2 separate regions of the Mus musculus genome follow, and region 1 is linked to region 2. A link is a loop called in an ENCODE intact Hi-C map of the cell type or tissue named here. Cell type or tissue: gastrocnemius. All regions are shown on one strand. Region 1 overlaps Herc2 (HECT and RLD domain containing E3 ubiquitin protein ligase 2). Region 2 overlaps Nipa1 (non imprinted in Prader-Willi/Angelman syndrome 1 homolog (human)).

The links. Peaks named below come from ENCODE experiments on the same cell type or tissue, not always from the same donor. Only the 100,000 strongest peaks of a DNase experiment are listed, where the experiment ranks them.
Region 1: a loop joins it to region 2, with 3 times the contacts of the local background. A loop is called at or near these places in 6 of 42 quality-filtered maps.

What each region holds. Positions count from the first base shown.
Region 1 is chr7:56,100,026-56,105,025 of GRCm38, forward strand. It overlaps Herc2 (HECT and RLD domain containing E3 ubiquitin protein ligase 2), which reads left to right. Exons shown (of 93, transcript NM_010418.2): 13 at 54-211; 14 at 303-416; 15 at 3,703-3,954. Among named protein-coding and RNA genes, the nearest start is that of Herc2, 52 kb to the left of the region's middle. In gastrocnemius, no CTCF peak of the experiment used is centred here; no DNase peak of the experiment used is centred here.
Region 2 is chr7:55,984,587-55,989,586 of GRCm38, forward strand. Nipa1 (non imprinted in Prader-Willi/Angelman syndrome 1 homolog (human)) reads right to left here. Exons shown (of 5, transcript NM_153578.3): 4 at 818-978. Among named protein-coding and RNA genes, the nearest start is that of A230056P14Rik, 25 kb to the left of the region's middle. In gastrocnemius, a CTCF peak has its summit at 2,244 (motif pointing right); a DNase peak (open chromatin) is centred at 2,245; H3K4me3 peaks cover 387 bases; H3K27ac peaks cover 390 bases.

The sequences.
Region 1 (5,000 bases), 120 kb after region 2:
TTGTATCTCTTATGAAATGTCTACCATGTTGTTTGTTGTCTTCCTTCCTGCAGGCCTCTGGAGGAGCCCAAGGTGATCTCGGCTTTCTCAGGAAAGCAGGCTGGGAAGCACGTGGTGCACATAGCATGTGGGAGCACGTACAGTGCGGCCATCACTGCCGAGGGGGAGCTGTACACTTGGGGCCGTGGGAACTACGGCCGCTTGGGCCATGGTATGTCTGCTGTACCTGAGTACAATCACGAGGTAGGAGGAGCTTGCTTCTTTTGAGAGGCATTGAGAATGACAGTTGTTTCTGTTTCAAGGCTCTAGTGAAGATGAGGCCATTCCAATGCTGGTAGCTGGACTCAAAGGTCTAAAGGTCATTGATGTTGCCTGTGGGAGTGGAGATGCTCAAACCCTGGCCGTGACTGAGAACGGTATGTAGAGCTTATGCTGCCCTGGGCAGTTTCTTAGGAATGTAGCCTGGATGAATGAGTTTTGGAGTTGTGTGAACTTCCTTAGGCTGCCCTCCCTGGTTGGGGAGTGCATTGTTTGCTTTCTGGTTGCGTTGATAAAGCACAAAGCCAAGGTAACTTGACGGAGGAAGAGTTATTTTGAGTTATGTTTCCAGAGGATTAAAGTCCATCATGGCTGGGAGGCAAGACAGCTGGAGCAGAAAGATTACATCTTGAATGCAAGCACAAAACAAAGAGAGCAAACTGGACAGAGGTGAAGCTTTTTACTCTCCAAGCCTGCTTGCAGTGATGTGCTTCCAGCAGCAGTCTATACAACCTACCACTTACGCCTCCCCAAGACAACAGCTGAAAACCTAGTGTTCAGGTGCCCAAGGTTATGAGGGACATTTCTTATTCAAACTACCACAGTAGGAGCTCAGTGGCTTCAGCAAAGAGGCCCAAGAATTTCTCAGGATTTGGTTCTGGAAAGCAGGTGGGTGCCTAGGGGCTACCACCTTTCCTAGTGGGTATTTAATTTTCACTAAAAATTACAGCTAAATAATATAACTGACATTCTGAATTGTCAGTATTATCACCCAACATTTAGCCTCATTACAGCCAATCTTTCATAGTCTTTGTATGCTTTACAATCTAATGTATCTTATTAAATCTCTGGTTTTCTCTTTATGTTTTATTAGTGAGTTTGGAATATATATATATATATATATAAAATTTTGTTTTAGTATTGTGAATTTTGATTCCAGGATCTAAGTACTCTATCATTGGAATTTATTTCTGTTTGGCCATAGTTGTATATTTTTGTGTTTATTAGTGAGACAGTATTTTGCTAAGTAGTCCTGAATGTCTCTGAACTCATTTTCCTCTTGACTTAGTCTCCATAGAGCTGGGATCACAAGCGTTTGTTACCATGCATAGCCCATATATGTACGTATGTTTATGTATGTATGTACACATACATATATGTATATACATATACACATATGTGGAGAGGGAGAGAGATATAATGTAGTGGTTCAGATTTGATGGCCAGAAATGCATCCATTTTTACAATGAATTTGTCTGTCTATATTTTGGTGGTCTCATTTCTGTACCGTGTCAGTCGTTGCATCAACTGGGGAATTTCTTAGTCTGTTTTTTCTTAAAGAGGTTGTCTTAGGGTTTTACTTCTGTGAACAGATACTATGGCCAAGACAACTCGTAGACAACATTCAATTGGAGCTGGCTTACAGGTTCACAAGTTCAGTCCATTATCATCAAGGTGGGAGCATGGCAGCATCCAGGCAGGCATGGTGCAGGAGGAGCTGAGAGTTCTACATCTTCATCTGAAGGCTACTAGGACAAGGGCATTAAAGCAATGACTTCACCTACTCCAATAAGGCCACACCCTGGCCCAAGCATATACAAACCATGACAGAGGTTGAATGGCAGGTAGAGAAGTGACTATGGAGAATGTCTTCGGTGCGAGATAAAATCTTTTCAGTAATCCATATGTACCTAGAGCCTACTGTTTATACATAGACATGCTCAGAAGCTCTGTGCTTCTGCTGCTTTTTGAATTCTACAGAGAATAGTCATCTAAAGGACCCTTCATTATTTATAAATGTCCACTACTGAATGAGCCATATTTCACAAAACCCTTAACTAAGATGGGTTTGTTTTGTCTTGTGAGAGAACCTTGCTGTTCTGTCCAGTGGGCCTTGATCTCTGGGGCTCCTACCTTCCTCAGCTTTCTGAGTGCTGGGACAACTGTGTAGGAGCCACAGTTCCTGGCTGTGTTATGCAAGCTGTGCTTGGGTTTTATCCTTGGTATTCTTTGTAAAATTTCTGAGGAAACTTTTATAGTGATAAGATGTTTAGGACTAGGACTAAGGCTATAAATATTGCTCACCTCACACTTGTGCTTTTTTGGCGCAGCTCTTTGAGAGAAACGTTTCTGCTGCATGATTGTGTTGTGCAGTGACTGGTGCAGTGGAAGCACCTGCCTGCCTGTCCCGTCTGCTCTGGGTGATGGGCTCACTGGAAACATTGGCTTAAGTGTAAGCGGTAGGATTTTAGGCAGGACATAGAAAATGCACTGAGGTTTTTTCCCTCATTGATTAGCTAATAGTGTATCCTTTATACTTTTCAGTTCAGATGACGGATTAGCCTGGCCTGATAGCTAGCATTGTGTTGGAATGCTTCCAAATTGGCTTGCTTATGTGTTGTTTCTGGCTGGTTTAGTAGTATGGCATAGTTGGGTCATTATTACAGCCTGTATCACACACAAAGACTAAAGAAAAGGATTATTTTATTTTTCAGAAAAAGTGCATTATTCTTTGGTTTGGATAGTTGAAAGCAGAATGAGAACTGAGTTATTTACAAGCAAACTGAAAGTTTTATTGTTTTCTTTTTTTTTTTCCCCTTCTGGACTTCCTCTTATGGCTTTTTCTACTATGTTACTGACCAGTTTTTTCCCCCGATTTATTGAGGTTTTGCAAATGATTCAGGTCAGTTTTAAAGACCACGTTTGTATTGTATTGTACCCTTTTATGTCATATTTAGTTAAATTACATTGCACTGATATGTGCCATTGGGAAGCCCTGCTTGTTGTGGGGACACCACAGTGCACAGTGCAGGCAGACTGGAGGGTGGTCAGTCAGAGACAGCATTGCCACACACCTCAGTGCTCATGTCTTGTGAGCAGTGTGATTTTGTTCTGTGTTTAGGATTTAGTTGAAGCAGCAGCATCGGTCCCAAAAAGTAAGAGTCAGACCTTTGTTTCCCATTTAATCTAAAAAAATGAAACACCAGCTTTTATTTTTAAAATAATATTTATTTATTTTTATTTTATGAGTATGTATGTTTGCCTTTAAGTATGAATGAGAAGAGAGACAGAGAGAGAGAGAGAAATTGTGTGTGTGTGTGTGTGTGTGTGTTTGTTACCCAAGGAGGGCAGAAGAGAGTGCCAATTCCCTGGAACTGGAATTTAGGATGGCTCTGAGTGCTGAGTGGGAACCAGAGTCCCCTTAAGAGCATCAAGTATTGTCAGCCACTGTACCATCTCTCTAGCTCTTGTTTACATTTGCTAATGTATCAATCTGAAATATACGTTAGATTACATTTAGTCAATAATCTGTGTTGCATTAACTATATATAGGTAAGATTGTTTTATGTGTTTTATGGGTTATATTATTTTCAGTCATTTAAAGCTTCCACCATGATGTGCAATGATTTTTACTTAAATGTTTTTTTAATTTGTGTTTTCTAGGCCAAGTGTGGTCTTGGGGAGATGGCGACTATGGGAAGTTGGGCAGAGGTGGAAGTGATGGCTGCAAAACCCCAAAGCTGATTGAAAAACTTCAAGACTTAGATGTCATCAAAGTGCGCTGTGGAAGTCAGTTTTCTATTGCCTTGACAAAAGATGGCCAAGTTTATTCATGGGGGAAAGGTGACAATCAGAGGCTTGGTCATGGAACAGAAGAACATGTCCGTTATCCCAAACTCTTGGAAGGTTTGCAAGGTGATTGCAGGAGTAAAATTAAACCCTTGTGGATCTATTTTTTAGAAGTTTTCAGATTTCTTTTCTTACCTTATATCCAGTGAATGGAGTGTCGTTAGAAATATCTTGATAGCTGTAAATAATGGAAAATGGCTTATTTATTTTAATAAATGTCCTAAAATTATTCTCATCAAATTTAACTTTTAATTCATTTACTTTGAGACTTAGTGTGCTGTGGTGTTGGAGCTGGAAGTCGGCTTGATTTCTCCCGACTTAGTCTGCTGTGACCTTGTTTTTGGTGGTGAGGTATATGTGCTTGGTTACAGAACTGTGTAATCTGCTTTGAAGATTGAGGAGGAAAGGGAAGTCCAGGAGTAGTTGTGAGTGAGGGTCCTCACTATAGCATAGAGGGTGGGTCCCCTCTGAGAGATCCTCACATAGTCTCAGGCATTCTTGTAAGGAATGGCATGTTTGGAGAAAGAACCATTAAAACCATGGAATTTATAAAGGAAAAACTCTCCTTTTTTCCCCATAATGTTTGGCCTAGTGGGATTGTAGATTGTCTCCATACTGTCCTAAGTGGGTGCTGGTGAAGTACATACGAGCTGACAAGAAATCGAGAAAGGTGAGGTCAGTGAGCCAGCAAGGTTAGTACATGGATGCCCATTGGACCCTTTGGTATTTTATTTAGTTCAGAGTGAAGCGCACTCTTCTTAAGGGGCTAGCTTATTAATTGTTAAGGGAGTAGTCCTTTTGTGGTCTCCTTTAGTTTATTCACAGATCAGGATTTGGCCTGCATTTTGTTTCATGGACTAGTTTAGTGGATCTCTACACTAATTCATTTTCCTCTCTCTGCTTCTTTGCTGAGGGGGTTTGGAAATAGGGCTTTCCAGTTTTTGCCCATGAGTTTTATTTACAGCGTGTTACTACTTTAGTCAGAGGCAGTCTTCTGTGTTCATCGGGTGTTTAATCCCCAGGCTTCTGAGATAAGTGGCAAAATAACACAGTTCACTGTTTGCACAACTCTATTGGAAATCAGTTGGCCTCTAACAGTTTTCTCCATTCAT
Region 2 (5,000 bases):
ACTTATAGATCTGCTCCTCTGGAAATCGCATGAACCTTTCGGGGCACCCTTGCCTAGTTCACAGCAGAGTTGTCAACTTTTTAACGCCTTTGTCTTTATTCTCATACTCAGAAAATACAAACTTTATGAGAATAAGGAAATATTAAAATGTGAAATGTTCGCAGAGATGATGGTTTGAATGAAAATGACCTCCCCCCACAGGTTTGTATATTTTAATACTTGATCACCAGTTGGTAGAATTATCTGAGAAGGGTTAAAAGAAAAGAGTGGCCTCATTGGAGGAGCTGTGTCACTTGCTGGCACGCTTTGAGGTTTCAAATAAGTTATGCGAGCCCCATTGCTGTCTCTGAGCCTCCTGCCTGTGGAGGATCAAGCCCGTGAGCTCTCAGCCGTTCTGGTCAACATTCCTTTGCTCCATCATCACAGACTCTTAACCACAAGCTCTGAAACCATGAGGCCAAGTAAATGTTTTGTTTCATAAGCTATCATGTCCATGGTGTTTTGTTGCAGCAACAGAAAAGTAACTAAGACAACAGACATAAAATACCAAAGGGAAAAAAGGTCTTAACTAGCTTCATGAAATATGAGGTCTCCACGTAATCAAACCAAACTTAAGAGTACCTCTGAAAATTGGGTTTGGCATGTCCTCACAGCCAGCTGATGTACACACATAAAATGGACAGCCAATCATGGTCTAAATCGGAGTAGACATTGTACCCCTGCCCTGCCGGAAATCATCACGACAGAGTGGTAGTATGAGCTGTCTGGCTTCCCCAGGAAACACACCGAGCCACCCGCTCTGCTAAGAACGAGTTACCTGGATTGGTCAGCTTCTCCTCCAACTCGGCCTGCGTGGTCACACTCTCAGACTTCGGGGAATGGATGATCAGCACGACAGAACCTGCGCAGCTTAGCAGACAGCCCAACTTGCCCAAGATGTTGAGCTTTTCCTTCAGAAGGTAAGAAGCTAAAATGGACCTTCAATTAAGGAAAAGAAATCATTATAGTTTAAGTCAAACTTGTTTTTACTAGTTGAAGATACTTTATCTAGAAGATTCATACTTTTTTAATAGGTGTATTTTATTTTCATTGTTTTTTTTTTAATGTTTTTATTTGTATTTTAGCACTGGGAATCAAATCCAGGGCCCTGTGTATGCTTTAACACTGAGCACCATGTACATCCTGCCCAGCATTCACTTTTTACAAAGAGAAAAACGAACTTTCCCATTAGATATTTATTGAAGTTTTTTTTTTCAGCACAATTGGGTTTTTATACATTTTCATGTATAACCAATATGTAGATTGTAACATCGTAACTCATATCATGGAATAGTTTTAATTATCATATAGATATAAAATATATGAGAAGAGGAAATTTTATTATTGACCAAAAAATTTCTTCTTTACTTAAAAAAAAAAAACAAATAACACACATAGACACAAAATAAATAAATAAATAAATAAACAAATAAATAAATTCAGAAATGCTAACAGCAACTGAAGTATGGAAGAAGGAATACAGAATGGTTACTTCTCACTAACATTCAAAACTTAAAAGATCTGGCACTATTTCTTCAAATACAGGAAATGTGTAGGTATCAGTGTGTTCATCTCTTTTCCCTTTACAACATCAGCATCCAACCTGAATGGGGAAAAATGGGCTTCCACTAGGTCATTCCTATTGTGCTGTTATTAATACCGAAGATATTCAGAGGACATGACCATCCAAGAACAGGATGCAATGGTTCATGGTTATACTGGATTATTTACTTTGACCAATAGTCCCCAGACAGGATCCACATAGAAACTAAGGCTACAAGCTAATGAAGAAGCAGGAGAAATGTCCCTTATTCTTGCTGAAATGAACTGATAATAGACAGTTGACAGGGGAAAAAAGTACCCAAAATCATCTAGTGTGTATTATCATTTGTATTTTTTAGGGAAACAAAGTTAAACGAGACAGAACGTCACTGTGTAGTCCCGGCTGGCCTCTGCTTTAGTCTCCCATGAGCCACTACACTCAGGCAGTTCACATCATAAATGTCTTGTCAATGGCTGGGCATTAACATAGTTTCCAGCCTGCGATGTTACTGGGAAAGTGAGTCATCAGAAAAGGAAGGCAGAGGTCTAAAGCGAGGCTTCGAAGAGGGAACTGGAACCGTAATAAAATACGGTTCCATACGGGCAGAAGGGAGGGGGCTGCCTTGGGGAATCCAAGCAAACAGCAAGCAGAAAGCGGCCAGGAGAGGGCAGCAGTGGGTAGAGAAAGAACCAAGTGCATGAAAGGTCATAATGAAACCCATCACTCTGGGTCCCAACTAAAAAAATTAATTAAAAATACTTACAAACAAAACCAGAAAAATAAATAAATAAAATTAAGGCTATATGGTTAGAACTTAAACGTTGCCTTCCCAGGGGATGAGAGAGAGGTATGTGGCTGCAGGGCAAGACTGAAGAAGTGGATGAGCAGGGCTCCTCTCAGCCCTGGGAGGAGGTAGCCTTGAGCCACAGTAACTGAGGAACAAAAAAAACTTGTCTTTTGCAGAGAATCAGTTGATTTTTTCAGATGCCCTTAACAGGTGCCTGAGTAAGGTGATGATGCTCGACTCTAGACTCTCTCTCGGTCAGTGGCTCGCCTTTCCTAGTTATTCAATACTGGGAGGGGGTTATTAGTAAGTGTAAATTAAGATTACATCTACTTTGGAAGAAATATACTAAGTGAACTGAGAAATCCTTAACTTGTACTTTGTTAAACAAAGAGAATGGAAGATGACTAGACAGACCAGGGGTAAGAAGGCACAGGTTAGCGACCAGAGTTGGAAGGCTCACCCTGTCAACACACCACACCTGGGGCTATCATTTTCTGAATACCTGCACATAGTTCCCACCTCCTGTCTTATACTACTTTGTGTGAAGTCAACACAGTATACTATACTATACTGTACCTACAGTTTCGCCCTAAAGGAGGCCTAGTCATCCAGTTTGGAAAGTAAACTGCATTGCTGAGATAATATAATGAGAAAACCATGGCAAAAACATGCCTATATCTTAAATCAGGGCTCATATTTTTGACTACTTGATCCCTAGTTGGTGGAACTGTTTGGAAAGGGATTAGGGGTGTGACCTTGCTGGAGGAAGTGTGAGACTGGTGGAGGGCTTTGAGGTTTCAAAAGGCTGGAACCATTTCCAGTGCTGTCTCTGCCCCCTGCTTATGGATCAACCAACAAACTCTGCAGCTGTCCCTTTGCTCTGCCATTGTGGACTCTCACCCTCTGAAACTGTAAGCCAAAGTGAACACTTTTTGCTTTATAAGTTGCCTTGATCAAGGTGCTTTGCCACAGCAATAGAAAAGTAATAAAGGTAGGGGTCTATGTTGCTGCCCAAAGAATCATGAACACAAGGGGGAGGGTCACAGAACAAAAACCAGAGCTAGGTTCACCTGGGACAGCCATCAGACTGTGCCATGGTTGAAAGGGCCTGCCATAAACAAAAGCGGAAAGATAATGAGCCTGGGTCACAAGGCCAGATCACCTCCCACCCCACTGCAAAAGACCAGAATGCAATAGCCACACGTAAAAGTTGGTTATTAAAAAAAGAGTTGGTTATTGATGACTTATAAGTCTTATATACGGAAGTACAAGTTCCTTATCGTACACATAATTTGAGACTTTTTTTTTCCCTATTCTGAATGTTCTTTTCTTGATGGCAGTTTCTGGAACATAGTGTTTAAAATGTTTATTCATGTGTTGTGTATGTGTGTGTACGCGAAAATTCTATAGTCCGCATTATGTTAGAGGTCAGAGGACAACTTAGGGAAGTTTGTTTACTTAATGTGGACTCTAGGAGTGAACGGAGGTCATCCACCAGGTCTGGCAGCAAACCTGATGGCAGTAAAGATATCTCTACCTGCCGAGTCTTCGCACTAGACCACTGGTTATTTTAAATTTATTCTTTTTATCAGTTTCATACAAGATACAATGCACCTTGATTAGGTCTACCCCAACTCCTTCCTGCCACTCACCCTGGACATCCCAATCAAGTCTCCCTCCAACCTTCATTTCTCTGCAGAATAGACATTTTAAGTTTGGTATATAGTTTATTTTTTCTTCATGTGATTCTGGTATCATACTTAAATAGCCCATTCCCTGATTAAAAATTATAGTGACTTAAACTGTTGTTGTTTTTTTTTTCTAGGAGTCTGCCAGTTTTAGCTCTTGGACAGATTTTGAGTTCCTTTTTGTGTGGTGAGATAAAAGCAACAACTTTGAATATTTGCATGCCAATGTCAGCCTGTTTGTTGGCCCCATTTGGTTTCTTTCTCCATTCTGGCAGTGCTGGGGTCAAGCTTAGGAGCTTGCATGTGCTCAGAACAATGCTGAGTCGACGTGGCAAAAGTGGACACACATGAGCTACCGCCCCAGCCCTTCAGCACAGTTTTTAGAAAGCCTAGTCTTTCTTATAGAGTTAGTTCAGTATTTCTGGTAAGAAATAATTGTAAGACTATCAGTGTATCTCTGAAATCCCAATCCTATTTTTATCAATTTGTATACCTGGCCATAATCCAGGTTTTGATTTCTGTAGTGTTTATTTTATTTTATTTAAGATGAGGGCTCACTATGAAGTCCAGTCTCATCTCAATCTTGAAGTCTCCGGGCATCAGCCTTTCAAGTGCTGGGCTTACGGGCACACACCACAGCATGCAGCTTGATTACTGTTTTGTTTTTTAAAGATTTTTTTTTTATGTATATGAGTACAATTATAGCTGTCTTCAGACACACCAGAAGAGGGCACCAGATCCCATTACAGATGGCTGTGAGCCATCATGTGGTTGCTGAGAATTGAACTCAGGACCTCTGGAAGAGCAGTCAGTGCTCTTTACTGCTGAGCCATCTCTCTGGCCCCTGATCACTGGGTTTTGAAAGAAGTCTTGAAATTGGAAAGTGTCATTCTTCCAGCTTTCTTTATATTTTCAAGATTGTTCATCTATTTAAAAATTTCTC